Regions from separate parts of the Homo sapiens genome. Here regions 1, 3, 4, 5 and 6 are each linked to region 2. Evidence: chromatin loops called from intact Hi-C (ENCODE). Cell type or tissue: PC-9. All regions are shown on one strand. Region 1 overlaps RAD51B (RAD51 paralog B). Region 2 has its middle 2.6 kb from the start of RAD51B-AS1. Region 3 overlaps RAD51B (RAD51 paralog B). Region 4 holds the start of LOC100996664 (a long non-coding RNA gene). Region 5 overlaps RAD51B (RAD51 paralog B). Region 6 has its middle 110 kb from the start of RAD51B-AS1.

The links. Hi-C counts contacts between places; a loop is a spot of excess contacts. Peaks named below come from ENCODE experiments on the same cell type or tissue, not always from the same donor. Only the 100,000 strongest peaks of a DNase experiment are listed, where the experiment ranks them.
Region 1: a loop joins it to region 2, with 9 times the contacts of the local background. A loop is called at or near these places in 9 of 110 quality-filtered maps.
Region 3: it touches region 2 in a loop (12-fold over the local background); 3 of 110 quality-filtered maps call a loop at or near these places.
Region 4: a loop joins it to region 2, with 9 times the contacts of the local background. A loop is called at or near these places in 10 of 110 quality-filtered maps.
Region 5: it touches region 2 in a loop (6-fold over the local background); 21 of 110 quality-filtered maps call a loop at or near these places.
Region 6: it touches region 2 in a loop (7-fold over the local background); 7 of 110 quality-filtered maps call a loop at or near these places.

Annotation. Positions count from the first base shown.
Region 1 is chr14:68,464,609-68,469,608 of GRCh38, forward strand. It overlaps RAD51B (RAD51 paralog B), which reads left to right. Exons shown (of 11, transcript NM_133510.4): 10 at 3,564-3,642. Among named protein-coding and RNA genes, the nearest start is that of RAD51B-AS1, 220 kb to the right of the region's middle. In PC-9, no CTCF peak of the experiment used is centred here; DNase peaks (open chromatin) are centred at 333, 2,193, 4,273 and 4,993; H3K4me3 peaks cover 1,093 bases; H3K27ac peaks cover 5,000 bases.
Region 2 is chr14:68,685,515-68,690,514 of GRCh38, forward strand. No RefSeq gene overlaps it. Among named protein-coding and RNA genes, the nearest start is that of RAD51B-AS1, 2.6 kb to the left of the region's middle. RefSeq lists an enhancer at 214-263. In PC-9, no CTCF peak of the experiment used is centred here; DNase peaks (open chromatin) are centred at 377 and 2,407; H3K4me3 peaks cover 428 bases; H3K27ac peaks cover 3,780 bases.
Region 3 is chr14:68,144,179-68,149,178 of GRCh38, forward strand. All of the region lies in intron 7 of RAD51B (RAD51 paralog B), which reads left to right. The region is part of intron 2 of LOC105370546 (a long non-coding RNA gene); the gene reads right to left. Among named protein-coding and RNA genes, the nearest start is that of RAD51B, 330 kb to the left of the region's middle. In PC-9, no CTCF peak of the experiment used is centred here; DNase peaks (open chromatin) are centred at 2,353 and 2,823; H3K27ac peaks cover 2,705 bases.
Region 4 is chr14:68,625,014-68,630,013 of GRCh38, forward strand. It overlaps LOC100996664 (a long non-coding RNA gene), which reads right to left and starts at 3,774. Exons shown (of 2, transcript NR_135816.1): 1 at 3,339-3,774; 2 at 514-2,337. It also overlaps a transcript of RAD51B not described here. RefSeq lists a silencer at 3,433-3,482. In PC-9, a CTCF peak has its summit at 2,840; DNase peaks (open chromatin) are centred at 2,158, 3,478, 4,078, 4,138 and 1 weaker place; H3K4me3 peaks cover 2,553 bases; H3K27ac peaks cover 3,716 bases.
Region 5 is chr14:68,245,802-68,250,801 of GRCh38, forward strand. All of the region lies in intron 7 of RAD51B (RAD51 paralog B), which reads left to right. Among named protein-coding and RNA genes, the nearest start is that of RAD51B, 430 kb to the left of the region's middle. In PC-9, CTCF peaks have their summits at 2,816 (motif pointing right) and 3,019; DNase peaks (open chromatin) are centred at 2,820 and 4,220; H3K27ac peaks cover 3,085 bases.
Region 6 is chr14:68,574,946-68,579,945 of GRCh38, forward strand. It overlaps a transcript of RAD51B not described here. Among named protein-coding and RNA genes, the nearest start is that of RAD51B-AS1, 110 kb to the right of the region's middle. RefSeq lists an enhancer at 1,459-1,628. In PC-9, a CTCF peak has its summit at 2,850; DNase peaks (open chromatin) are centred at 1,316, 1,876 and 3,086; H3K4me3 peaks cover 1,175 bases; H3K27ac peaks cover 4,172 bases.

The DNA.
Region 1 (5,000 bases), 220 kb before region 2:
TGACCTTTTGGTCACTCACAAGTCCACTTAATGGTATTAGCACCCAGCTCAACTTATCTTCACTTTATCCAGAAGGCTATCAAGAGAGTTTGTCACATTTTTTGCTGAAATCAGATATTTTTTATTGGTGCTAGCCCTCTGATCTATCACTCTGGAAGTTCTTTTCCAAAGAAAGGAAATGGAATTCATCTGACATAACTTATCACTTCCTTTTTTCTGACTGCACACAGATCATCCTTTTGATGACTCATTATAAATCCTGCTCCAGAAGGACAGTGCATTAATCAGTGACCTGTCCGAACTCTTTGATTTCCGGCAGAGAGGTCCCTCCAGGTGTGAGATCCTTTTGGCTGGGGTTCAGGGCTTGCTCATAGACTGGCTATTAGAAGGTGGAGTTAGCACCACAGAGTTGGAAGGCTTAGGCTCAGATGCCATTCTTGTGTCTCATTGAAATATTACATTCTTTTTTTCTGGGTCTCAGTTTCTGCAGTGCATAAAATAAAAAGGGTAATATTTTTAAAAATATAGCATGATACTTTATTTATTGCTATTTACACCCTTTTGGTTTCATGTCTAGTTGCTACATACAGACAACAAAGATCTGAGATTTTTTTATATGTTTAGTTTATTTTTACTGCTATTTGATCTAAAGGATTTACGTTTATCTTATCCATTTCCTTTTTTACCACTCTTTCTGGCACAGCTATAGTTTAGGCCCTTATCATCTCATCACTGAATTATTGGAGTTGCTTCCTAACTGGCCCCACATCTCCCATCTCTTGCTTCTCCATCTTAGACTCTTCAATCAGGCTAATTGCCTAGAACCTGGCTACTCAAAATGTAGTCTATGAACCACAGCATCATCGTCTCTTGGGAGCCTGTTAGAAATGCAGACTCTCTCAGGCTCCACTCAAAACCTAAAGAATCAGAATATGTAGGTCAACAGGACCCATAGGTGATGCAAACCCACATTAAAATCGAGAACCACTGTTTTTTCTTCTACCATGCCATTCCCCTTCTAAGGGATATCCTTAAAATTCACATTGAACCGGGCCAGGCGTGGTGGCTCACACCTGTAATCCCAGCACTTTGGGAGGCCAGGGCAGGCGGATCACGAGGTCAGGAGATTGAGACCATCCTGGCTAACACAGTAAAACCCCGTCTCCACTAAAAATATAAAAAATTAGCTGGGTGTGGTGGTGGGTGCCTGTAGTCCCAGCTACTCAGGAGGCTGAGGCAGGAGAATGGTGTGAACCCAGGAGGTGGAGCTTGCAGTGAGCCGAGATTGCGCCACTGCACTCCAGCCTGGGTGACAGAGCTAGACTCTGTCTCAAAAAAAAAAAAAATAAATAAATAAATAAATAAATAAATAAATAAATAAATAAATTCACATTGAACCATCTCCGAACTGTCTCAGGCAGAAAGCAATCTACCTTAATTTTCAAATGAGATATTTTTGACATGAAAGTGTAAATTCCCACCTATACTTTCTTCTCATTGGTTCTGAGAATGATGAATTAGTGTATCTAAATAACTTTAGAACATTTGTAAAAATTACTGCAACTCAACTGGAGACTTTCTTCTGGTAGGAGCCAAGTATATTGTTATTTGGTGAGTGAGGGTTAAGGGAACCATATGTGATGGGTTAGTTGGAAATGTTCCTATTATTTATTGTGAACTTATTTTGTGTTTGACACAGTGACAGGTATTTTGTATACTTAATTTAATCCTCATAATAATGCCACTTAGGAAGGTGTTTTTATCACCATTTTACAGGTGGGGAAACTGAGACTTAACAAGTTTAGGTTGTCCAGAGTCACAGTTTTGGTTAGAATTCAGGCTGCACTGTAGCATCAAAGATGTCAAAATACAGTGGTTGAGCCAAGTGGCTCTGCCCTGAGAGGACTGGTGACCCCGAGTGGGAGACACTGATGCTCTCTGAAGCCACCCAGCTTCCCTCTCTCATGCTGCCTTGTCATCCCCAGAGTGTTGTCCACACCCATTTGCTTGGATCTGGTTCCTGCCTTGGGAAGAGCGAAAGAGAAAGTGGAGGGCACGCAGTTTTCTTATGAAAACATAATCCAGAATTTCTACCTATCATTTGTACTCACATTCTGCTAGTCAAAGCTTGGTCACATAGCCACACCTACTTGCAAAAGAAGCAGAGAAATGTGGAAACTTGGGGAGTTATTTACTAAAGGGAAGAAGGGGAATGGCTGCTAGAGGAAAATTGTAGGCTCTGCCATAGGCTCCTAGCCAATCAGTGGAAGAGCTAGATTCCAAGCCTATGACTAAAACCTGTGATCTTTTCATCACATTTTCCCACCACTTCTCATAGTTGACAGCAAATATTTGTTGAATTAAGATAGGCCAAGATATTATATATAAGCCTTTTGATCATTTGAAATTGTTTCTTCCTTCTCTCTTGCCTCCCTGATTACCTACACGGTTCAGTGTTCAAACTGTCTTTGTTTCTGATAATGTTTTAATGTGTAAAACAGGAAACTGATAATTAATCTTCTTCAGTAGAAATACTATAATAAAATAATCTACTAATTATTAGAGGTTCTGTAGAACCATATGAGATGTGATAATGGCTTAATGATACTGATTTTTTTAAATGATCAAATAACCATCTCCTTTAAAATAAGTGTTGTCTTAGGAAAATGCCATTGCTGAAAACATTTTTTGATATTTTGGCTGGTATATCAGTTAACTCTTGCTGCACGCACTAATGCTTCATGACTCCACTACCAAAATCTCAGAGGCACACAGTGATATTTAACTTGTGTATCTGTGGGTCTCTAGGGGTCAACTCTTTAGCCTGAGCCTTCCTGGCCAACTCTGTTTCAGGTATCTATTGCCCTTCTTCTGAGATAGCAGACTAGCATGGACATATTTTTCTCTGACAATGGCACAAACGTTAAGAGAACAACTAGAAATACTTGAGGCTTTTTGAGGCCTCGGCTGGGAACTGGCACAACCTATGTCATGCCACCTGGCAAGTCATATGCCCAAACCCACAATCAAGGGCCATGGGAAATGCTCTACACCTTAAGTAATAGAAAATGTAGTCACGTAGTAGAGGGTTTGGTGAAGGACCAGGGCCAACAAAGAAACCTTCAATTGCTTTGCCTTTCGCAAGTTATTTTGAATATTTGCAGTGATAGTAAATCTTTTAAAGGTAGCTTTGAATTTTTTTAGTAAAACAGCTAAGTTTATAAATAAAATTAGAGAATCAAGCTAGGTTTATTTTTGGGCAGAAAGGTAGCTATTTAAGCATGTGTTATAAAATAATGAGACTTATTTCTAGAAGAATTGATTCAAGAATATGGCATTTGATGACAGAATAGTTGGAATAAGCATACAGCCTTTTAAGGTGACCACTTTGAAAGGATAACACTCATTTAAACATTGGGTTATAAAATGGTTTTTTTTTTTTTAAATAAGCCTTGTGACTTACAGTCCTATGTTACCACTTTGTCTCAAAGTGGGAAGGGGAGTGAATAGAGGCCCATCCCTGATCCTTTGACTAACCCTAGAAAAATGTGCTTTATGTGCAGATTCTTATTGCCAAGTCCCCTCTGGCTCCCTTCACCTCATTTGTCTACACCATCAAGGAGGAAGGCCTGGTTCTTCAAGGTAAGATCCTTGGATTAAGCCATTTCTTTAAGCTTATGCTCAGTGCTGCCCATTGCTAGTGGTAATTAGTGCTATGGTTCTGATAGAAGCTAGCTCCAGACAGAATCAAAAACCAAGATGCATTGGCCAGTGATATTTACCCTAGTGAGAGCAAGAGAGCGGCAGTTGTGGCAAGAATTTGACAGAGAAGATTGAGGTAGGGCCGAAGGAGACCTACAGAATTTCCTAACAGAATGAGACAATCAAAACATGAGGATCAAACCAAGAAAGCTCGGAATTGCTACCACCCCATTCCTCTTTGCAGATCCTATGGCATGAAGTGGGCAATGATTCTGACACCAGTGTGGAGGTGAGGAGCCAGTGCTGCCCCAGAGCCTTCTTGCTTAACAAGCTAAAGAACCATCTGGGTTGGCAGCCTCTGGGGCACAATGTCATGGCTCCATGAGCCCTACTTCCCTGACTCCTTCTGGTTATCTTGTTTCCTTTTCCTGTCCTGTCCTGACATGGTCTTCCTGCTGGGGACCAGACCTTTAGGACCTGCACCTTGTGACGTGAGCCCAGGACTTAGAAGGAGCTGAGTTCTTGCTTAGGGTATAGCACCCTGAGGCCACATCCTGGAACTCACTGATCTACAATGGTGATTCATTCTCAGATGCTAGATACGCCAGTGGTTAGGAAAGGCACCCGATTACAGGTCTTTCCAGAAAGCAATTAACATGAAGGGGTAAATTCCAGCACTGTTAGAAGAGTCAGCCCACAATGTCAGATGTACAAAACTGCTTTGTGGATGAGGAAGGATCTGCACAGAAGTGCTCAGGATATACATCTGTCCTCTGCTGTGGGGCAGGAGACCCCAACCACAGAGATGCTTAGGTGAATATCTGGCCTGACCCTAGAGGAGCATATTGTCACTGCTGTCCATGGGAGAAGTCCTGCCCTGAAGGATTTATAAGTTAAATATTTTTCCCAGGTTTATGAAACAGGGCAGTCCCTGTAATTTCCCCATGGAGACACAATGCAGTGCAAAGACCTAGCAGGGAATATGCAGGGCAGGCTGGAGAGTTCATGCTTCTAACTAAGGAACAGGCTGCAGCCTTCCCTTTCCTTCCCCTTCTAAAATGTCTGCTTCTTAATGGACTCACAAAGCGGCATGTTTGTTTGGTGCAGCTGAGCTCCACAGCGGGGACTCTCAGGTCCACGAAATTTGGGGTGAGAACTACGACCTTTGGCTCTTAGCCTTTGACTTATGCTATCCAAGTTCCTTGGTAAATATTTTTTTTTACAATTGCAAATAGTGTTTTCTGACAAAGGAGCAGAGATTTTAACACCAGATTAAGCAAAGCAAACAGCAGGCCTCT
Region 2 (5,000 bases):
CTATTATCCCCCAAATCACAGGTGAGTGAGGTCTCTGGAGATGTCCACCCCCACATGAATTTCCCTTTGTGGTAGCAGTAACATCTGAGTCACTAAGCATGGGGCCACAATTTAGGCTCACTCCCTCCCCTTCCTGTGCCCCAAAAGGGGGCTGAAGGCGGGTCCTCACAGCAGAAAAAGCTCCACTTCCTCCGAGCTCCAGACAGCACATCTCAGCTGTGTTGGGCCTTACAAGGCTGCGGTCAACAGGCACCCAGGTGATGAGGTCTTTCTCAGCCTGTTGTTCTCTTGTTAGCCCTTTGATGTTTCAAAGCTGACGAGGTCAGCATCTTCCAGGCTGCAGGAAACATGCCTGCCAGGTATACCTTTCAAGCAGCTGATTAATATGTCATGTGGTCTCTGGTCAGAGGAGAGTGTAAGGGCTGTTGAAATGACTCACCAGCTCAGCTCCCGTGTCTTTGGGAAACGCTACCCTGTCAGCAAGAGGCCTCCAGCTGAAAAGTAAAGACACAGATCTGAAAGGGTACAGTTCTAGCGTCCAACAAACTATTATACATCCTAAATGAAGTGAGAAATGGTAGGCTCTTCACCTGCCAGGGCCTGGCGGGGCCTGTGTCCCAGGACTGCTTAGGAATCCAAGCCTCGCACTGTTTATCCATTATACTGATGAGAAGCCTGTGAGACAGGGAGGCTTGCTGGGCCTCCAAAGTCCACTTGCTGGCTTGTTACTTGGCACCATCAGATCTACGCTAGGGATGGTGTAACTAGAGCCTTTGAGTGCATGAAAAGTCTGTGGCCTGACAAAGCACTTACTGACCAAGGAAAATCAACTTCAGGTGCAGCAGGAAAGGTCTGGTACCCAGAATGTCTGGGGTTTTGAGACACTGGAAAAGATTGCCTAATAATGTCATGGGCTCCCTTCCCTGGAAATAATCTGAAAATAGGATAAGTTCCCTCCAATCTTGGATGGGTCAACCTCGTCTTGAGGTAAGGAGACGGTTACATCAACCCATGGAGAGGGCCTGTCAGCAACTCTGAGTCTATTAGAGGGTATATTTTCAAACACAAAAAACTTTTTATCCTGGTAAAATATACCTAACGTAAAAGCTACCATTTTACCCATGTTTAAGTGTACAATTCAGTGGCATTAAGTACATTCACATCGTTGTATAAGCTTCCCCGTCATCTCTCTCCAGAACTTTTTCATCTTTCCAAACTGAAACTCTGTGCCCATTAAACACTGACTCCTCTTTCCCCTCCTCACAGCCCCTGGCAACTACCATTCTCCTTTTCATCTTTATGATTTTGACTACTCTAAGTACCTTGCATACGTGGAGTCACGCAGGGTTCTTGTGTGACGGGCTTGTTTCACTTAGCACAATGTCCTCAAGTTTCATCCATGTTGTAGCATGTGTCAAAATTTCATTCCTCTTGAAGGCTGAATACTATTCCATTGTGTGTGCATGTGCAGGTGCATGTGTGTGTGTGCGTGTGCAGGTGCATGCGTGCGTGTGTGTGTGTGTGTGTGCATGTAGCACGTTTTGTTCATCCATTCATCTGTGATGGACACTTGGTTGTTTCCGCCTTTTGGCTATTGTGGATAATGCTGCCGTGGACTTGGGGGTACAAATATCTGTCCCTCCTTTCAATACTATATCCAGAAGTGGAACTGCACAAAGAAAACTTTAAAGACAAAAGCATTGTGCCCCCAGAAGAAGGCATGTCGATGTCCTCACATCATGATTTCATATGGAGAAGAAACACCTAAAAAAAGTTGGGCGGGAGGCCGAGATGGGTGGATCACAAGGTCAGGAGATCGAGACCATCCCGGCTAACGCAGTGAAACCCCGTCTCTATTAAAAATACAAAAAAATTAGCCGGGCGTGGTGGCGGGCGCCTGTAGTCCCAGCTACTCGGGAGGCTGAGGCAGGAGAATGGCGTGAACCTGGGAGGCGGAGCTTGCAGTGAGCCGAGATCTCGCCACTGCACTCCAGCCTGGGCGACAGAGCGAGACTCCATCTCAACAACAACAAAAAAGAACGTTGGGCTACAGTAAGACTTGGTAAGAGGGACCAAGGAAGCATGGAAGAAGGAGCTGGTTGGTTCCCAGAGCAACCAGAGAAGGCTTCACAGAGATGAAATTGGAGCTGGATTCTGATGGGTAAGTAGGAGTTTGCCTGGTAGAAAAAAAAATAGAGAAGGGCAGGAAAAGAAACAGCCCTTTTCAAAAAAGAGGAGACCAAACATTGCATGCACATATCCTTTGACTCGGCAATTGCACTGGCAGGAATTCTGCTGTTATCCTCACACACATACGGCTCCAGGCATATGTCTAAGGATCCTCATAGCAGCAATGTCTGCAAGACTTAGTCACTGGGAGTGGCCTGTGGTCCCTCACTAGGACACTGCTGAAATAAACTATGGTACAGCCATACCGTGAATTCCCACACAACCATTAAAAAGAATGAAGGAGGGCCAGGTGCGGTGGCTCATGCCTGTAATCCCAGCACTCTGGGAGGCCGAGCGGGTGAATCACCTGAGGTCAGGCGTTTGAGACGAGCCTGGCCAACATGATGAAACCCCGTTTTTACTAAAAATACAAAAAATTAGCCGGGTATGGTGGCAGGCGCCTGTAGTCCCAGCTACTGGGGAGGCTGAGGCAGGAGAATCACTTGAACCCTGGAGACGGAGGTTGCCATGAGCAGAGAGAGCGCCATTGACCTCCAGCCTGGGTGACAAGAGTGAGACTCTGTCTCAAGAAAAAAAAAAAAAAAAAGCAAAGAATAGAGGCGATCTCCATGTGCTGATATGACAAGAATTCCAGACTTATTTTTAATTAAAAAAAGAAGATGTCACTGTATGCCCAAGTTATTTCCCTGGAAGGAAAGAACACACAAGAAACTCTTAATAGTCATTACCTTTGACAGGAGCAACTGTAACTTGAGGGGAGAGAAATTAAATTTTCGTGTTATGCTTTCTAATGTGTATGTATTGCGTTTAAAAACAAAGTTAACAAAGCTGCCAGGTTGATGAGATTACGGTCCACTTTTACATTCTTTGTGCTTTTTCTAATTTAAAATATTTTTTTAAAGAAAAGCAGCTATTTTTCTGGAATTGTTTAGTCCCAATGGCTCCTAAAGGCAGAGAGATGAGATGTTTACAGGGCCATCCTTTCGGAGTTTCTCTTACAGCTTCGCAAGGATTCCTTTCAAGACAGAATGGTATCCTCATCTCCTCGAGAGAAAAGTTTTGGGGCCAAACAAGAATTCGGCCAAAAGCTCGGGGCCAGGCATGTGTGGTGCCAGGGCAGTGCGGGGGTTCCCACAATGTCTGTCCAACTGTCCTGGGGACAGGACCCCTCTTCTGCACTTTTCTGTACCCCTCGTGGGGACTACGTCTCTGGGACAAAAACCCAGCTACACAGGGTTAACCCCTGCGTTTTGCTTCGCTGAGCATGGCTGAGGAGGAGGGGGTGCGGTGAGAGCAGAGGGGGCTCCATCCCGCCCCAGCTCCAGGCAGCATTAATAAAATGCAGGTGTTTTGTGTATGTATAGCTGCTTGAGGGAGGAGGGAGAAAGAGCCTTGACTGCAGCAGCGCATAGAAACAAGAGCCGAGTGCAGTAGAGGAAAATGTGCCTGCAAGTAATGAGAAAGCATTTTGCAAAGACAGCCTTGGCTTTAGGGTTGAGAAGAATGCAGCAGTTTCTGGCACAGGCCTACCCTGTAGCTCCCCCTGGGTGTGTGTGTATGTGTGCGTGTGTGTGTGTGTGTGTATCTGGACACAGGATCCTATGCATGCATGTGCACATACACACACCCCACCACCACCACAGATTTTTTTCCCAGCAACATCTCACACAACCTAAGTTTGACCCTCACTTGCTTTGACCAGGAGTTGGTTCTGACACTCCCTTCCCTCCCTGCCAACCGCCCTCCATCTTTTCTCTCCTGTCTTCCTCTCTGTGGACCCCACACCCTGCAATTCCTCCTTTCCCCCATCACTTCCTTCTCTCTGGGGCCTTGGGTTGACGGTATCTCCCCTTGGCCAGCCCCTTTTTCGTAATGCCACTTGGCTCTGCTTTCAAGCAGGCACCTTGTGAACCCGACTCCCACCCTCCTTTCCAAAGCCCACCTCCCTTGCAGTCGGGAATGGAGCTCAGGAGGTTGGCCAGCCCCTGCTGCTTTAGCTTGATGACGTGCTCCAGCACTGTGGAGGTTCAAAGTGAGGGGGGAGTAAAGCACAGAGCAAGCCCCCTCCTCCTGGCCACCCCAAGGGCAGGAGAGCAAGGAGGAGGCATCAGAGATGACTGCAAAGTGGGCAGCAGATCTGAGGGCCACTGGGCCCTGCTGAGGGTCCTCTGTCCCCACCTCCCCACATCCCCCAGGGAGGTGGGAAGTGACAGCCCCCCAACTTCTAGAGGGTCGCCCTCCATTACGCCAAGTTAAAGAAGCCTAAAAGCAAGTGATTTCTGTGATTTCTTTAGTTTGCCTCCTTGCCTGAGACCTGCTGAGGAGTGCAGTTGTAGGTGAGTTGTTCTGACACCGGAAAGGCTTCAGGAGACCAGGGTGGACCCCTGAGGCCCTGCTCGGTCCCAGGCAGGCCAGGGTCTGAGTGGAAGTCACAAGTGGAGGAGCTCCTCCAGAGGACATGGGCTCCTGATTCCATGAGGAGGGGGTAGGGAGAGGTGCTGGGGGGCTCAGGAAGCACCCCTGTCCCAGGCTACCAAGCTGATCCTGAGTGTTTGTGTCTGAAACCACTGAGCCAGAACCCATGCCAGGCAAAGGCCAGCCCAACAGCATAGTAAATATGTTCCCCGGAATTTAGCACTCCTGAGTCAGAGGGGAGCAGGGGCTGGCAAGGACCCTCTCCTCTGGCCTGTCTGAAATGGGAGGACCAAGCTCTAGAGAATCAAGTTTTTACTTTCTCAACTCCTATCCTCTACTCCCTACCTGCCTCCCCATTCCTCTGCAAATAAAAGACAGAGCAGGGGTGGACAGGC
Region 3 (5,000 bases), 540 kb before region 2:
CCTAAGGCCCAGAGAGCTCTTGGTCATTTGCTGTCTGTCTAGCCCCAGCTGTTGGAGAACTAGCTTAGGTGTACTTTCACCCCTGGCCTGTGTTGTTTCCCCACAGAGCTTGTCTGCATATGTCTCATATTGGCTCTTAGTGAGGGCGGCTGAGCAAAGAGGCACTTGGTTGTCATCATTTTAGAAAATCAAGGAAGAATCTCAGGAAGCCTGATTGAAGAATCTTGGCTCAATATAGGGGAACACCATGTACTATGAAGGTTTTAAGTTATTGCGCTTGCACAGACTGACTTTGTGGCCTTAATATGGAAAGCAAAACAAGATTAAAATCTCACACAGTCATTGTCTTTTGTAGTAGAGCATTGTCTTTTGTTGATGAGTAGAGCTTTTTGAGATACAATGAGTTGTTCTCTGCTGCTCTTTCTGGAAACTTCGTTAACTATCTTGCCCTATACCTGGCAGTGCCAACCCACATTTCTGTTTATATAAAAGGAACTCCATATCCTCTTCAGAAGCTAGTAAACAAAAAAACCTCAAAGCATATCTGTATTGGGGTTTGTCTATGTTTTCTCATGTCTGTATTTTGTGTTTTATTTAAAATAATTAAAATGTTAATTGATTTTAACTTCAAACAGATGAATTTGTTTGCTAAAATTCTTTTTTTGATGGGATCTTGTTTACCTTTTTGTATACTATATAAAGTCTTTTTTATTCATATTGGGAAGATAACACTACAAAGCCATTTTTTTCCATTTCTGCCTGTATAATTTCCTCAATCTTTGACTTGCTTGGCTATATTGTTTCAAATACCCAGTTAACCTTTTTATTACTCATTTCCTTATTACATGCTTTTGCATTGTCTACAATTCATAGAATCAGTATGGTAAAACATTAGAGCTGGAAAAGCCATTAAATATTAACTATCCAAACTCCCTATTTTATATTAATAGATGAGAAAAAGCCTGCAGAAGGAACATGATTAGACCAAGGTCACACACATGCCACAGCCAGGCTGACAAGTCTTCTGACCCATTGTCTAGTGGTTTTCCATTATAACACCTGTGCTCCATGTGTCAGGAATTTTCCAAAGCACTAGTGAGAACTCCATCAGAGACTGCATCCTACTGGAAAGGGCACAGGCTTTGGAGCTGGATAGATCTGGGTTTGAATATCTTGTTCTGCCACCTACGGGCGGGGTACATTAGGCAAGGAACCAAAGCTTTTGGGGACTTGTTTTTTCCTCTGTTATATGGCAAAAGTAACAAGAATACTTTATGGTTATTGTGGGTATTAAATTATATAACCTACATTAAAGTACCTGTTACACATATTATGTTTAATAAGTTATTATAAAAATCTGCTGTTCACAGAAAAATGTGATATGTGTAAATAATAACTTAAAATAGGTATTTCATTATTGGGTATTCTGAGCCTCTCTTGTTCAGTAGTATTTTCTTGAAGTCAGTATTAATATGTGAATTGAGTGAATTGTCTGGAAATGAATTACTGAAAGTTATTTATATCTTGATTGTGATTCATACATTTCCCTTTTCTTTATGGCTTTCCTCTGTACTTAGCTGCAGTGCATCTGCATCCTATCCAAGAACTTTTGTACAAGTTGAACTCACCCAAAGAAGACATTTGGAGAGTACTTGGGTTTGGCCCCTGCTTTTCATCTGGCTAAACACTATTAGATAAATCTAGAATATATAGTCTATGTAGAATATTATGTTTACATTTTTAGAAACTTTGGATTTTTAGTGTTTTTCTGAAACTTACTGAACTATGTGATGAACAGCTTCAGTGTGAAATTATACGTACTTGGTCTGAGTATAGGTAGAAGTTATGTTCAATATAAAGGGGCCCAGGACTGTTGTTAAAAGGAATAAGGACTACATTATTTAACTAGTAGTGTGGGGAGGTGGAATGAGTTAGGAAACAAAAGCTAAGATGGATTTAGCAAAGGCCAGAGCAAGAAAAGAAAGTTTAGGCTGGGCGTGGTGGCACATGCCTATAATCCTAGCGCTTTGGGAGGCCTTGGTGGGCGGAATGCCTGAGCTCAGGAGTTTGAGACCAGCTTGGGCAACGTGGTGAAACCCCATCTCTACTAAAAATACAAAAAATTAGTGGATATGATGACGTGCACCTGTAGTCCCAGCTACTCAGGAGGCTGAGGCAGGAGAATTGCTCGAACCAAGATGGCGCCACTGCACTCCAGCCTGGGCAACAGACTGAGACTCTGTTTCCCCCCCACGGCCCCCTCCCCCACAAAAAAGTTTAGAATCGTCGCAGGAGGTGACTCAGGGGAATTTCATTTAAGGGCCTCTCAAATTGCTTGGGTGTTGTTGGCTTACTGGAATGCCTTGAGTTTGAATTAGAGGGAAGGACCTTAAGGAACTAGACAGAATTTTGCTTCTCTATTAGAGGACCCTGGCTTAGGTTTTAAACGGAAGTTAAGTGCAATTAGAAAGAGGCACTATGTACCTAACACGTAGTGGATCCTTCATATGAAACCATTAATTGTCAGGGGACTTTGAGGCTCATATAATTTGGCCCATAATTATGGCTACATAAGTAAAAGCTGTGAACACTCTTAGGGTTTTTTTTAAATTGTTTTTTCAGTAAAGGTGAAAGTATAGCAGTGTTGGGAGGGGGTGTTCCTTGTGCCTATTTGTACACAATGTCTTAGATTAGATTAAGAGCCTTAGGCCAATGATTGCTTAAAGATAAAAAGCAGGCATGATTCTGGAGGGATATTGGATAATCAAATATGACCAGGAAATAGAAGGTCCTATTTTGCTGTATTTTGGGTTCATCCAGATGGGATCAGACCAGAGGAATTTGGCAAGCATTGAGACTCGCCACTTAGAACCACACTGAAATAGTTGTGGTGGCAAAAGAATTTCTCCGGGAGTCTTATTCCACTTGAGGCATAACAGCCAGAGATTCCTGGCCTTTGAGGGGAGAGTGCCAAAGTTGATGTATTTTAAAAACATCAACTGAGATCTATAAACCTACGAGAAATAGTTGAATTGGATGACACTGGGACTATGTGTTTCTGTACTTTTCTTACAGAAGACATACTATGAATACATGTGTCCTGGAATCTACTTTTAAAAATTAGTTCTATGCTCATATCCTCACATTGAGATTTAATGTATTTCAGTTTAATAAATGAGAACATATAAAATAATTTACCTGTAAGGACCTGTCTATGGGAACTTCTATATTCTGCTTGAAATTCTGACACATTAACCTGGCCATTTCCAAAAACTTTCTGGCAAGAGCTCTTCATGGACCTAATAATTGCTTTACTGTTTAATCATTCCCTGAGCCTTTTTATACTCTAGTAAACTGCATCTGTCACTAGATTTCATCACCATCTGTATTATTTATCCCTTGTAATCTGATATCTATCTCTATAATGCCCAATTGTATCCCCTTCAAGTGCCCACTTCATTGGCTTATATACATTAGGTTTTCAATAAATATTTTTATATAATGGTAAATGAAGAAGTTGTTCTTTATATTTTAAACAACTCTTACGGAAGGAGATTACAACACAGCTGGAAGGAATTATTGTGAGAGTGAAACATGGAACCAAAAAAGATAAAGCAAGGGAAATTAAAAAAAAAAAAAGAGCTTTATTGAGTTATAACTGACATCCAATAAACAGCACATATTTAGTCCAATTTGATGTTTTAACATATTTACATACCCATTAGATCATCACCACACTCAAGATAATTAACATGTCTTTTATCCTTAAATGTTTCTACATGACCTTTGCAATCCATGTCTCTTACCCTTCCTTACCTTACCCTCATAAGCAAAACACTGATCTGTTTTTGTCACAATAGATTATATTACATTTTCTAGAGTTCCTTATTAATGGATCATACAGTATAAACTCATTTTGGTCTTGCTTTTTTACTCCAATTTATTTTGAGATTCATCCATGTTGTTGCATGTATCAGTACTTCATTACTTTTTCCTGCAAAGTAGTTTTCCACTGTATGTATATACTACATTTGCTTATCCATTCATCTGTTGATGGATATTTTGGGTTCTTTCTAGTTTATGGCTATTACAAATAAATCTACTATGAACATTTGACTACAAATTTTTGAAAAGAGGTATGCTTTCTTTTTTATTGGGCAAATACCTAGGAGTGGAATCACTAGATTATAGGATTGCTGTATGTTCAGCTTTGTAAGAAACTGCCAAACTGTCTGTACCATTTTGCTTTCTCACCAGCAATGAATGAGAGTTCCTGTTGCTTCACATCCTTGCCAGCATTTGGCGATGTCATTGCTTTGGATTTTAGTCATTCTGATACAGATGTTCCCCAACTTACAATGGTTTGACTTACACTTTTTTGATTTTTCAATGGTGTGAAAGCAATATGCATGCAGTAGAAACTATACTTTAAATTTTGAATGTTGATCTTTTCCTGGGCTAGTGATATGTGTTACGATACTCTCTCGTGATACTGTGCAGTAACAGTAAGCCCCAAGTCCCAGTCAGCCATGTGGTCAAAGGGTAAACAATCAGTACTGTGCAGTGTACTCTTCAATAAATTGTATGAGTTATTTGGCACTTTATTATAACATAGGCTTTGCATTAGATGATTTTGTCCAACTGTAGGCTAATGGAAGTGTTCTGAGCATGTTTAAGATAGGCTAAGCCAAGTAAGATATGATGTTCTGTAGGTTAGGTATATTACATTTATTTTTGACTTATGAGTTTTCAATTTACAAAGAACTTATTGAGTCATAACCCCACTGTAAGTTGAGGAGGATCTGCAGGTGTGTAGTGGTATCTGTGTTACTTCTTTGAAGAAGTGTCTGTTCAGATCTTTTACTCATTTTTAAAATCAGATTGTTTGTTTTCTTATTGCTGTTTTAAGAGTCCTGTGGATGCAAGTCCTTTATCAGATAGGTGTTTTGTAAAAATTTTCTCCCAATATTTGGTTTGTCTATTCATTATCTTAACAGTGT
Region 4 (5,000 bases), 61 kb before region 2:
TTTTTACTGATAAGATGCTAAAGGTTCAGAGAGTTTAAGTAGCTTGCACGAGGTCACACAGCCAATAAGTGGTGGAGCTGGGACCTGGACTAGTCCCAGCCCTAGTGCCCACACTCATACCACCTTATAGCATGGGAATTCCAGGTCTTTCACAAAGTTGGAAGACTGGGATATAATGAGGAGGGAAGGCCATAGCTCCCCTACACCCATGGTCAGCCAAGCTCTGCCCATGTCGTGAGATGTGTATCGGAGCTACAACTCCTCCAGGCATTTTACCTGAGAGCAGGGACTCTGTCTCCCTTGAACTTTTCTGCATACGCTGTGCCTCAAGCCAGGCCTGATTCACAAAATAATGTTTATTGGCAGAATGAAGGACCGCCTCCCAAGCTGCCCTCATCCTGCTTTTCTCCTCCCTCTCTCCTAAGCTCTGAGTAGACACTGGGCTCGCCAGGCTTTCTATTTTTATTTATTTTTTATGAAACAGGGTCTCACTCTGTTGCCCAGGCTGTAGTGCAGTGGTGCAAACATAGCTCACTGCAGCCTCGACCTCCCAGACCCAAGCCATCCTCCCTCTTTGGCCTCCCGAGTAGCTGGGCCCACAGAAGGCAGGGTTCCTGCACAGGCACCAGGTTCTACTCAAGCTGACCTATGTTCCCACTTCTGACCCTAGCATGTTAAACATCCATGTCCCTAGATGGGCAGATGGGGGAGGTCTTGAACATGTGTCCTTCCTACAATGGGTTCTCAGCTGCTCCTGGTATCTCTATGAATGGGTTCTGAAGGTTTTCTCTCATCCACACAGTTTTAGCTCTTCTTTGGGTTTCCAGGGCTGCCCCGCAAGAAGCAAATCTAAGCAGGAGGTTAGCAACTGCGTTCTTGGCCCTGGTCTCCTTCCCCTGAGTGGCCACAGTGTGGGTGAGGTTCAGACTCCCCCATGGTGTGGCTGGCTCCTGGGTGGGCCCAAATAGCATGTTCATCAGTTATCAAATGTCAAAGATCAGAAGCCAAGCCATATAAACACCTCAAGATGCTGTTCCAGCAGTTATCCCCCGTATTTATCCACTGGAACAGCTTGACAAATCTGTCAGTGCTAAGGAGGGTAGGAATCAAATCATATAGGTCCCTATCTTCAAGGTGTCCACCATCGGGCTGAGGAGGCTTATATACATGGCACAGTTAGTGAGCAGTGCAAGGTTTGTGTGGTGCAGTGTGCCAGGCACAGCTCAGAAAGCAGGGATGGTGTTGGTGGGATGCAGGGGCAAAAAATCCTGATAAATAAAGCCTTTCAAAGTAGCTGAGCTATCAGGAGGTCCTCTCCTATCTTCCATACCCCATCTAGCATTTCATTCCTCTTGAACTACCTACTGCTACACAACAGACACTCTAAAACTTAGTGTCTCAAAACAATGCATTTTTATCTCTCACATCTCTGTTGACTGGGCTCAGCTCACTCAGGATGTCTTGCAGTTGGAACGGCTAGGGCTGAAATCATCTGAAGGTTCTACTGAGCTGGACATCCAAGGTCACCATCACTCACTCACATGGCTGGCAGTGATGCTGAATGTTGGCTGAGAGCTCAGCTGGGGCTCTTGACTGCAGCAACTATTTCTGGCCTCACTCTGTGGCTTGGACTTCTCACAGGATGGTGGCTGATTTCTAGAGCAAGTGTCCCATATTGAAGGTTCTAAGAGATCCAGGCAGATATTGCAAAGCTTCTTACAACCAAGCCTTGGAAGTTCCAGAATGTTGCTCCTAGCATATTCTGTTGGTCAAGCAAGTCACTATAGGTAGACCAGATTTAAGAGGTGAGAAGCAGCTCATGAATCTGAGGAGGGAAAGAACTAAAGGCTGCCATCTTGGAGACTGTCTATTACAGCTTCCTTTATATAAAGATAACATGCCTTTGTTGAACCGAGACAGAAAATGAACTCTCAACTGGGAAAGGAAAAAGAATCTGTCCCTGTGTCTAGAAGAAGGTACTTCTTCAAGTCCCACCCCAGCCTGTTTTCTTACCTCATACCCCAAGGTACATTCTTTGACTATGTCCTAGGCCCAGAATTCTGGAGTCAGAATGCGGAAGAGAGTGGAAAAAACCACTTACATCATCCTAACTAACCAGCCCACATTTAAGAATGAGATTGCTACGTGACTGTTGCCATGAAATTGTTTATCTGCCCTTGCTGCAGTGTGGCCTTTAAGGGACACAATCTGGTGCCAATGATGTCCCAGCAGCAGTTGCCATGGAGACCTGGAGGTCAAGGTTGGTAAGGGAGCTTCTTGCCAAGATGATGTCACATAAAAATCCCTTTGCTTTCTTGTGACCACCAGGTTATTCAGCTATGAAGGAAAAAGAAAGCCATAAATTCCTCAGATGTGTGTCCACAGTTGGAGCAGGGTGGGCTACTGCAGACTCCTAGCATACAAGTCACGAGACCTCCTTTGAGTCCTTGCACTCCCCCTGACTTGTCTGATGGGGGAGATCCATCTAACCTCACTGGACATGCTCCAGGAGCCGCGTTTGGAAGGCTGTGAAATCATCTGGTTGGGACTGCCTTTCTCACCCATCTGAATAATTCAAGCACAATAACTCACTTCTAAGCCTGCCGTTGGCTTCCCACAGCCTCTGTCTGCCAGTCCCCATTACCTATGGGGTGCAATCACTGTCCATATAAAGCAGAACTGGGGTACTTTGCACATGCCACCTCCCCCCAACTCACTCCTAGTCTACCCTACTTCAGAAACCTTATCTCCTTCCCCAACAACACAATGTATTTAAATAGCTACTAATTTCCTCTTCTTTCTTTCTTCTGCATAAAATTTCATTAATTATACATTTCTTGGTTCATGACACAATGTCATCTTTGTACCATGCACACTTCACTTGTATTTAGCTATTCAGTTATTTTTTTTTAAATAAACACCATCCAGTCAGCCCACAACCCAAAACAAAAGCCAGGCCCTTGACGACAACCAGTATGTCTTCCAAATTCCAAGTGACAGTGAACAGAAAAATGAAAGAGCCGTTCACCCAGCATAAACAAGGCGGAAGAAGCCCACGCCTATCAAAAGTTTCCATCTTCTAGCATCCGAAGATGGCGCATCTTCCAAATGTCTTGGTTTTTACATGACCCAAGTGTCCCAGTCTTTCCAGTCATTGAAAATTTGGGTTCTCAAGTGGTGTATCATTTTATCTTGAGCTGTGTGTCCTATAGAAACATGGAAGATGACTATTTCTTTTTTCGGCTAAACATGCAGCAGCCAGCAGACTAGAGCCAGCTTCTGCCTCGGGCCGCCCCGGGGCGCGGGATGGGAAGGGGTTAACGCAGCGCCCCGCTTACCTGGGGTAAAAGCCGGCACAGAACCCGAGCGCACAGGTCGCCGCGCGCATGCGCACTCTCCTGGCCCAGCACAGTGCTTGGGGGCCGGCGGCTCCCAGCTCCCGGGCCGCCCTGCTGCACAAAGGCCTGCTTTGTTCTCTCGGCTCTGTTTTAAATATCTGACGAATATTCCCCCCATCCCTGCTCCAAATCCCCGGCCTGACGGCAGGCGCGGCACAACGGCGCATTGTGGGGCCAAGCGAGGGGCGAAGGGGGCTGGGGGTGGCCGGCGCGATGGGGACGCTCCGGTTGCGCCAAGTTGACTCTGCCGTTTGGGTCACCTGGGCTGAGTCGCGGGCGTGGAGGCAGAGGGTAGGGGGTGAGGAGGTGTTTCTTGTCTTCTTCTTCCAATCTCAGAAGTAAACATTGGAAAGTGGGGCCCCCAGCAGTGTACAGCCCGTTTCCAAACCAGGCCTGTAAGGAGGAGCTGAGGTTTCGGCTGAGCCCCCAGCCTCCCCCGACCGCACAGCCTCGGGCATGAACCCGCGAAGCCAGACGCTTAGTTGCTTATCAGGCCATCGCTGTACATATTTAGAAAGTACCTATCACTCAGACACTTTGAAAAGCGTGGCGTTCCAGCGCAAACCAACCCGAACGGGTTGGAAGGGGGCAGTCCTTTCTTCCCGCAAGTTCGGGGCTCGAGAGACGGCTGCAGGAAGGCCATCACCCCTGGCTTCCTGCAGCCACAGCTTCCAGCCCCACACGATGCCCAACTTCATTTTAGCAGTGGCCCCCAGGGGAAATCACACCATTCTTGGTTTTGTCCCTCCCTCCTGAGGTTGGGACATTGTTCAAACAAAAGTAAGCCTTCAGCTGACAGAGAAGCTGCCCCGCCTCTTCCCTGCCCTTGTCTTGCTGGCATTCATTGGGACTACCAGGTAGCTTTCCTTCCCAGCTCAGGTGTTTACCTGCTGCTGCAGAGGAGGAGTTTTTGCATTGTCTCCAGGGGGTTTGCAAAATAAGAACCCCAAAACCCACCTCTCTTTCCCATTTTCTTCTTTAAAGGTAGAGAAAGCACTGCATTTCACATTGGGTCTTGGAAACCCAAAGCTAGACACAAAATGTGGGCGTTAGCAGCTCTGAAAAGTGTGTGCTTGGTCTTAACGTTTATTCTTAAAAAGGAGGTGTTCATACCCCAGCTTGCGAACAAAGCTTTCATACCCTCAGCATCTTGAAGGGAAATTGCTGCCCTTCCATCCAGGGCAGGTGAAGGAGGAACTGGCTTGGGAGGGTTGGATTCAGAAGCAAATAGCTTTATCGTTTTGTGATGCCTGTTTGAGGCCTGACTGGGAGCCCAGGAGTCCTCCTTCTGTGGTAGTTTGTTATAAATCCCAGGGTCGGACTTACATTCCCCAGCTGCAAAAAGCATACATACGTCCTAAGATATTTATTTTTAATCATACTTTATAATTTTCACATTTCACATATTGTTACATTTCACCAATACTCTAATACTTGAGTATTAAAGCTAATCCACCATAGACCAACAGTCTAACTTTGCAAATGAAGGAACTTGTCCAGAGCCATTCAGAAAGACAGGGCAGAGGCGAGCCTGGAGGCCAAGCCTCCTGTCCCTATGACCAGGTTTGGTCCCTTCTAACATGCTAGTCATGAACTAAAAGA
Region 5 (5,000 bases), 440 kb before region 2:
AGGGTTCACCTCCACATTATTCTGAGAATGGGCCTGACCCTCATGGATCTGTGGGTGTGAGGAGTGGTGGTTGTCAGGAGCCGGGGAAGGTAGTGCGGGGAGTGAAGGAGGGGAGACAGCAGTGTGCTTATTTTCAGTTTGTCAGCTGCTCTGGAAAATGGCCAAAATGAATGAGATACAACAAGCCTTCAGGGCTGCTGTAAGCCAAGGAGAGACAAGGCCCCTCCTTTTAAAAAGCTCTGTGGAATTTAGACTTAAAGTTTTATATGTTATTTTGTTTAGGGTAAATGTGAAATCCCTAAACACTCCCCAGGAAATGTTAGCTCCCAGGAACACACAGTGGGCCCTAACTCCCTGGACAGAAGTACGTCTTGAGGGAGAAAAAAGAATTCAGCACCATTCCATGAAGCCTCCTGGCTCTGTTTGGCCATGGGAGAAAGATTGATGAGAACCATGATTAGATCTGTCTCTGTGGCCTCCAGCAGATTATTGGAAAGCCTTGAAAAAAAAAAATCTTTTTGACAAAAAAGGATAGAAGTTCCAGTAGACAGGGGAAAGAAAAGGGCTAAATCTTCCAGGCCAAAATATGCCAGGGTTTGTACAAACCAGGGAGATGGAGCAAAGCTGAGCACTTTTATGAGAAGAGGCACTGGCATCAATCTAAAGGAGAGAGAATCTGGGACATTTAAGAAAAGGGGGCTTCCATGTGGGAAGAAGGGCTTGTGAACCCAGTGTGGTTGTGAATTCTGTAACGGAAGTCACCAGCTGGGCTTTTTCTAGGCAGGAGTTATCTTCTTTACTGGCAATCATGTTCCAAGTTTAATCTCTCCTCAGTGTGACTTTGGTCTCACGTTCACATCATGAAAACTCCAGGCTGTTTTTTGCTATACTCCTGAGTAATGTTGACATTTCTAAGGAGAGAGGAAATCTGGATAAATAGAGTTCTTTTCTTGGCATTGTTAAAAATATTACTAAAAAGAGCAAAGGGTGTTTTCAGAGCTAAGTGGAAGTAAAGTCTTTCTTTGCAATTTTGAAAGGCCAGGTAGGTGGCTGGGTACGCACTTTCTTGTAGCCTGTTTGTTTTAGCCCGCAGTGGTTTCTGAGCAGCTCTAAGTTCTGATAAAGGACACAAACACACCCATGCTACAGTGGCCATCTCACTTAATGCTGTCTTTTCTATCCTGTGACTGAAGAGCAGGGGCTCTTGTTCATGCCCAGTAAGAAGTAAACCCTGAACTAAACATCACACACTGAGAATCTCTTCATAATCTAGGCACAGATAATCTTTAACACTAAACTACTGTGAAATTCTACCAGCATTAAGTACTGTATATTGCCCTGTGCTTGGATAGGCTGGCTAACTCGTAGGAAGAGAGCACTGTATGGTATCCTTTTGCTTTATTCACCAGCATTTTGGGGGAACATTTCTTTTACATTTTAAATAAAACTTCAGCTTGAAAAAAAAAATGTATGTAACTTGTAGGACATTTCTGAAAATTACATTATAGCTAGTCTATCACGGATTTTGAATTGTCTTTAAATTTTGCTATCAAAAGCAGAACAACAACTTGTCATCATAGAACTGGAAGGCATGGTTATTTTGTTTACCTCTTACTTTTTGCCCATTTGGAAACTGAAATTGCTTAAAGTTACATAGCTAGTTAGTGCAGGAACGGAAATGAAAAACTATTTCCTGATGCCTGGTTTATCACAATGGAAGGCTCTGCCCACAAGAAGGAAAGTTCAGTTCAGATTCCCTGTAATTTTAAGAACTTTCATGAATATACTAATTTTAGTAGAAACAACTAACCAAGATGGCTTATCATTCTCAACGGAACATAATTTTAAGGAGAAACACTTGGAATAATCTAATTTTAAACTGTAATGCTAATTCTTTATTAGTCTATTTGGGGGATTTTTTATATGTTGCATGACATACTTGCACATTTTCCTATTTAATACTTCTTTTAATCCTGAAAGCACTTATTTAAGAATGATCACTAGCACTCCAGGACAAGTTAAATACAGAAAGCCATATACATATAAATGGCAGACATAACTGCAAAAAGAGAACAATATAGTGAGGGAAATGGTCTTCAGGGTGCTGCAAAGCGCTTTATAGTTACAAAATGCCTTCATGTACATTTCTAATTGATCCTCAGGACAGTGTTGTAAAAGGAGGAAGAATGTGTGTGTAAGTGTACAGCTGTTTTCCAGAACACCAAATCGAAGCTCAGAGATATTGCACAACTCACCAGCACAGCGAGGAAGCTACTGAATTGGGACTCACACTCAGACCTTCACCCCAAGCCCATAGCTCATTTTATTACTTCATAATGCGTTAGTTGCAGAAGTAATAATACTTTAAAAAGCAATCCACATTTTTTCTGTTTACTCTTTCCTCTCTTCTTCAGGACAGAAACTGTACTTTCCTTGTCCAGTTCCAGTTTGTATTATTGTATTCATGGTATTTACCTTACCTGGAGGGAATAGGCCTTTTAAATATCATTAAAATTGGGTTTTTGAGGTTATGTTCTTTTCTCCTTCACATCCTAAACTTCAGACCTCATGCTCTTTGGCCTTCCATTCAATTCAAATGAGAAGGGCTGTTGTAATTGTTGGCAATGCCTCCCCAGGCTGCCACTGTATGTGAAGGATCTTCATGTTTGGAAAGAAAAAAAAAATGCAGTTTAGTGAAGTTCATGATTCTACTTTTACTCTTCTAACATAGCCTTTTTTTTTTAATTTATTTGTTTGTTTTTACATGTAACACTAGGTGGCAGAATAACTACACCACAAAGCACCACATCCTTTGTTTCTCACTACTCTGGGGAGTGGGTATCTGAATAGTGAGGCATAAAACCATCTGTGGCTACATGAGATTGGACCAACCAACAAGGCCAATATTTTCTTGACAGGGAACTGGCTGCAGTGATTCTAAAACGTATGCTTCCAAGATACTGTCTTTAAGATTTCCATCTTTCTTTTTTCCCCAGCTCCCCTGGATTTTAATTTCTCTGCCCCATTGCACTCTGCTAGCAGAGGGCGGACACAGCCTGCAGGCAGCTGCTTTGAAATGGCAGATTGGGATGGATGTGCCCATTGGTGCTGGCACCCTCGCCTTTGTGTGGCAGTGGGTCATGAAGGGTCTGGGGGTAAGGCACCTGAGTCCTTGCCCGAATGGCACCAGGCCCTCTGGCAGAGGGGCAGCAGTGGCTGGGCTGAGTCAGTTGGAAGATGCTGCCCTCACTAACTCAGGTTTACAGAACAGGTGTTTTTAAAGAGCAGTCTGATCCTGGTTCAGCTCTGTCACCGGTTTGGAAATACTGCCGTGCAGTCGGTGGGTCATTGCCTCTCAGTTTCTTCCTAGCAATTTGCTGGTGTCTGCTACCCTGGATGCCTCACATGCCACAGGACACACTAAGCTAAATAAAGCAGAGCAAGTTCTGTCTTTCATGTTGTGAAGAGTATGAACTTGGGCTGCGGAAATACTTCTTTGGATTTTTGCTGAAAAAGAAAAGAATAGCATTAAAACAAAACAATACTTACCAACTAGTAATAATACTCTAAGTATACCCTACATTAAGAAACTCCTGTAAAACCAAGTCTGAATGTATAAAATCGATCAAACAAAAAGGTTGTATTTTAATTACAAAAGCGTTCTTTGTAACTGGAACCACAATCGGATTTCATTAAATAGTGAGCTTCTGATGTGAATTGTAAATGTTTTAATCTACAAAAAAAAGTACTTAAATCTTGACTTTTCAGGAACCCACTTGTTATATAAAACAAAAACCAACTGGACTATAGTTTTACACACATACTTACATCACACCCTCACCACTTTCCGACTGGGAATCCTAGAGTATTTTTTAGTGTTTAGCTGGAGGTCCAGGTAGTGTCCTAATTTTGCACACACAGCCCTGGTGACATGAAAGGGCATTGTTGAAATGACCAAGTGAGTCATGGTAATCAGGGCAATCCTGTAGGTTAGAGATATGGGGGTCTTGTTTATTTGTTTGCCTGCTAGAGCTGCAATTCTTTCATAAACTACATGACTTTTGAAAATACCTCAAACAACATATATAAATCAGACCAAGGATATTAATCTCAGGCCACCGCCATAGTGAGGCTTTGAAGCCAGGGGAAGGTGGTGAGACCTTCTTGTTTGTTAAGGAAGAAATGTCATAAAAATTCCAAAGCAGGACTCAAATTTCCAGGGGAGAGGGCCTCTTTATTGTTTCCTCTAATAGCTGCTTTGGCGCTTTAGTGAATAAATGTGTTGCACAAAGTAACCCTAGATGCATCTGAACTTTAGTCTGGCTTGGCTCCCACTTTTGTATTTAGCATCCATTCTGAATTATTTATTTAAGATATTTTTGCTGTTGTTTGTCACTCCTTCTTCCTGTCTCCCTACCAGTCCCCCTCATTCGTCCTGTCTTTATTTTTACACTTCTCTAATTAATTGATATCTTCTGCTCTTAGCACTGCAGCAAATGTGCCTGCATTTTTATGTGGATCTTCACTATGCAGGCTATGCTTTTAAGTTTCTGGAATAGAATGATGGTAAAAATGAGTCATGGCTTGTTTCTATATTTGTTTCTGAGTCAAGAAGCTTAATTTTCTTACTATAATGCCTGAGATATCAAGCTATACAGTTTACTTTTAAGGGAAACAATCACAATTTCATCAATTCCTTTAAGTAGATGTTTTCAAATATTATAGAATTCTTTGGATTTGTGTTTCCAAAATGAACAACACAATGGTAGTGCTATTATTGTTTTAAGGAGAAAAAGAAGCATATCCAAAATAGGTAAAATCTTCCCCTAAATCCCCTGGGAACAGGCCTATGGGTGTTGCCCTGGCCTGCTCACAGCCCCAGGACAACCGGCATTAATTCACTGAGGGCCTCATACCTACATCTCAATGACTGCTTAAACCAGATACCTGAGGGTCTGGGGTCTAACAGAAGAAAAAAGGAGAGTAGAGCTGAGGGTTAT
Region 6 (5,000 bases), 110 kb before region 2:
TTCTCATCCAAATCCACTCTGAGGTTAGAGAAGAGGAAAGCACGCCATTGACTGGTTTTCTGATTGCCTTCATACATCCAAGTATGTTCTCCACAATGACTTTTTCTCTAGTGGGAAGCCATGGAGATGGACTTAGATAATACCAAGTACCATTTCCTGCATGCCTTTTGCAGGCCAGGCATTGTGCCAAGCCCTTCAGATGGTGCTCCTCAGTGGGAGCTTCTCAGCCAGGGTTTTCTGTCAAAGATACTGACTCGACAATCCTAGAGGATATGGAGTTTATTTATTCCCAACTGGAAAGTGAGGGACTCGAGTCTCTGAGGGGTTAGGTGACTTTCCCAAGTTCTCATAGCTTCTAAATGGTAGGGCCAGAAATCAAATGCTGTCTGATGCCAAGGCTTACATGACAAGCTCCCTCCCTGCTCCCTGCTCCCCCTGCCCCTCATTTCTCTGGCAGTCACCAGATTTTATTTTCCCCAGGATGAGAATCTGTAAAGGTTTGGGGTCTGGCTGATTTGGACTGAAATGGGCTCTGTGGCCTCTTCCCTGGGTCTTAGGCCCCATTTGAAAAATTGAAATGGACCGTTGAATCCCAGAGCCTTGCGGCATGGTAGATTGTGAAATAATTCCATCTCCTCCCCTCTCCCTCCCCAACGCCACACACCCATGGTGAATGGGGATTCTCCCAATGAGGAAGGCTCAGCAACTCCCAGGGCCCCTGACCTGTTCATTCTAGAAGCTTCAGGAGCAGCAGTCCCTGCACCCAGGCTCATGCCCCAGTTGGCAGCCAAGTTCATCCTCTGGACACCAACATAGCTTCAAAAGAGTCAGTGTCAGAAAGCCTCATACTTACCTTACCGTTTAGGGTAGTTTTTATTTTGAAATACATATAGAAAGATATATTAATCAGGGTCCCAGCAAGAAACAGAGTTCTTTTCAAAAGGATTTGACTAAGAAGAATGTAGTGAAGGCACAACTTATAGATGGACGGGCAGGGTTCAGGGCAGCAACAGGAATGTTGAGGCACCCAGGAACTAGCAATAGTGGGAAGATGATACCAGCCCTCAGCCAAAGGAGCAAAGAAAGGAAATAGTGTGACTGGGGCCTGGTGAGTCTTGGCAGCATAGAGGTGGCCACCTGGTGAGAGCAGTGGTCCCAAGGGCCACAGTCCCTGCCATAGCCAAGCACCAGAGCAAAGAGGGAGCAGGGGAAGAGACACCCTCCTGACCTCCAGCCTCCTGCCTGTACCTCACATTTGCCGGACACAAAAGGAAGCTAGAGGCAAAGGAAGCTGGTGATTCAGCTCCTAGCACTCAGCCCCAGGGGTCACAGAGCAGGGCACCAAAGGGAAGAGAATGAACATGAAGGGAGAAGGCAAATGGAGAAAAATAAGCACAGGGGACACCTTCCTCCTTTTCGTGATTAGGATTGTTACCATTGCAGACCTGCCTGCCACCCCCAACCCAGAGGACCTTGAGGCTTTGGGGAATGAGAAGTAAAGCCCCCACTAGAAGGTTGAGGATGCATAAAGCTTAAAACCCTTGTTCTAGGGAAAGTGTCTTTGCAGCCTTTCCATGGCACTTAGTGAGGAATGAGTCTTGTTTCCAGATGGAGATGCTAAAGCATCCAGGCATGCCAGCCCTGGGGAATGCAGGGAAACAGTCTTAGGGATGGACCCAGGCCTTGGTACTTTAGAGCTTCTAGGGTATGAGTCATCTTTGCCTCTTAACAATCAGATCAGTGGTACCCTTCTGACCTCTGTCATTTGGCTGCACTGGAGGCAAGAAATGGTTTGGACTCACGCAGGGGCATGATGTTAGTAAGGAAGGGGTCAGAGGTGAACCTAGCTTGGGTGCTCCACCTCTTGACTCAGAGTCTGTGCTCTTTGATGAACTTTCTGTTACCTTGGGATCTTCTACAGCAGGTCCTGGTGTGCAAGTATTTCAAGATCAAGATAAAATATTTCATTGTGTTTTATTTAGGAAAAAAATGGTAGATGAAAGCGGAACCAACAGGGGCATTCCGTTTGTGGTTTGCTGAGATTCCCTGGAAAGCAAGCTTGGGAGGCCAGGGTCTGTCAGAACACAAGACCAATGTCTTCTCCAAAACTTGGATGAACAGAAGGTGCTTACAAGCTGACAGGGAGTTATGGGGAAGGAAGCAGAATTTCCAGTTTGGTTCCAAGTCTTTTCTGGTCTTGACCTTTAGCCTAAAAACAGAGGGCCCAGTTGTTCTCCATTATTACTGTAACTCAAAAGGAGACACATGGGTCCGGGAGAGAGTTGGGAGGCAATACTAGGTTTGCACGTTCTGAGTTCATGGACACCCAAGGAACTGCCCCTCCCTAGGATAACTAGAGCCAAGCCACTGGACCCTTCTCATCCTGTGGCCTTGTCTACAATTTTAATCATTTTGAAGATGAAGGTTTTGAAGATGAAGGCCCAGCCTCAAAAAGGAATAACCAAGAACAACCCTCTCTCCCTCCTTTAGTTTAGATGCTTCCACAGTCAAATGTAAAATTATTCATGTGCTTTTACTCATTATTCATCTGATTTTATGTAAAAAAAAAAAAAATGGAATCCTAGGCTGGTCACTGCATGGTGTTCTCAATCACAAGCCATGAGCCAGGGTTCAACATGCTCCCTTCACTTCAGACCTTCCTCACAACTGAGCCTGGATCCCACTCTGGACCTCATGATCCGCCTACCACGGCCTCCCAGCGCGCCCAGCCCCTGCTTTATTTTTCTATATAGCACTTATTGTTACCAGATACATTTGTGTTTATCACCTCTCTCATCACACACACACACACACACAGTTAAAGGCAGGGACTTGGTCTATTTTCTCAAAGTTGTGTCCCCGGCACTTAGAATCCTACCTGCCGTGGTGTACATGCTCAATAAGTACTTATTAAGTGAATGAATGGAGTCAGACATGTCCTCAAGGGTAGGTTCAAATCAGGGAGAATGGTGGGTGTCCTTACTGCTTTATAGGATTTCATGCTGGCCCCAGACTTGAGTCATTTCCATCAGGCAAATTCCTGAAATACTTACTGGTCTTCCTGATTCTGTGGTATGTGCTTGTCAACAGCACATTGTCGAACACGTTGCTGCCTATGCAACACTATGTGGCAATGGCTGTTGAAACTCGTTGCTAACAGAAGTGAAAGCAAAGAAAAGCAAAGATAAAGAACGTAATGGCTGGGCGCGGTGGCTCATGCCTGTAATATCAGCACTTTGGGAGGCTGAGGTGGGCAGATCACTTGAGGTCAGGAGTTCGAGACCAACCTGGCTAACATGGTGAAACCCCTTTTCTATTGGCTGGGCGTGGTGGCATGCACCTGTAATCCCAGCTACTCGGGAGGCTGAGGCAAGAGAATCGCTTGAACCCGGGAGGTGGAGGTTGTAGTGAACGGAGATTGCACCATTGCACTCCAGCTTGGGCAACAAGAGGGAAACTCCATCTCAAAAAAACAAAAACAAAAAAAGGAGAAAGAAAGTAATTTCCCCGCCATGGATGATATGACATGGCAGCTTTCATGGAGGTTTCAGAATCTGCCGGCCCACCTCACACATGACTTCCTATGCAATTAGTATAAAGCAAAGAGACAACAGACAACACTTCACACCTGAGCCCCAGGTCCTGAATGTCTTTGGATAGCCTCTCTCCTTGAAGGATATATTGACTCACAGGCAAAGGGCCCTTATAATGATATAAAGGAGACCAAGTTGGAAGGAATAGATCACAGGAAGGTGAAGCCCAAAATCCAGAAGGGAATTTCAGGGAAAGTGGTCTGGACTCAGGTACCCTGCCCAGATCCATGTGCCTTCCAACACGTGGCAGACAGAGAGGTGACAAGACAAAGGAGGAAAGCATGCTCAAGGGATAGCTAATGGGTGTGTCATTCGACCTTCCCAAGACCTAGCTCTCTGGAAATATCAAGGGTTCAGGGGGCTGGGTCATAGGCTTGCTTTCCTTCTAGCTCACTGTGTGGACCTGGATAAGTTGCTTGGCCTTACCCATCCACCCTTAGTAGCCTCTTCTCTGGCCCCTTCCATGGTTCTGTGCAGAGTAAAGAGGTAGGACACACAGTAGGGCCCAGAAGGGTCTCCTGGCAGTCACTGATGCCAGATTCAGCTCTCTTGACTCTCCATGTTGGTGACGACACCACCAATTTTCCTTTGCACACATGGCCTCACCTTGAAAATTCAAGAGTCTACAGTCAAGTCACTTCTGCTTCTAGGGGCCTCCCAGAAGCACCTAGTATTCTGTTTCAAGTCCTTTGTCCAGCTGCTTTCAAATCACCAAACTCCTCTCTCCCTCCCCTCCATTACTACCCATGGAGATCCAGAGGAGGGACTTCTTAACTTCTCAGACAGTGAATTGAGGGAGCTCAGAGATTTCTTTTATTCCTGGAGCACAGAATGTAACGTAGGTGCACCAGATCAAAGGCATAGCAGCAGCCTGAGCTTCTCTTTGACCAAGTCCTGGGAGGCAGGCTGGGTGTTTGTGTTTGAGGATAGAGTGCCAGATGTTGCAAATAAACATAGAAAACACTCATTTAAATTTAAATTTAAGATGAACAATGAATACTTTTTTTAGTATAAGTGTGTTTTATAAAATATTTGAGCCATATGTATACCGAAAAATGATTCCTTGCTTGTCTGAAATCCAGATTGTGTTGGGTGGTCTATATTTTACCTGGCAGCCCATTTGCATGTTTCCTAAACACACCGGCAGCTCCCAAATCAGCCTGGAGAGAGCTGAGCCTGGTGCGTGGGGCATACCTTACAACCCCAGTTTCTGTTCCCCACCCATGTTCTTTCCAAGGAGGCTGGCTGCCCCACTGTCAGAGTGTCCAGGAAAGAAAATAGAAGAGAGAAAATGGTCATGGGGTTCACGGGCATTGTGCCCCCACCGTCGGCTGCAGCAGAGACTCAGTGTGGCAGATGCCTCCACGTCTCCAGCCCAGGCCCAGTCAAGCAAGGGCCCTAAGATCT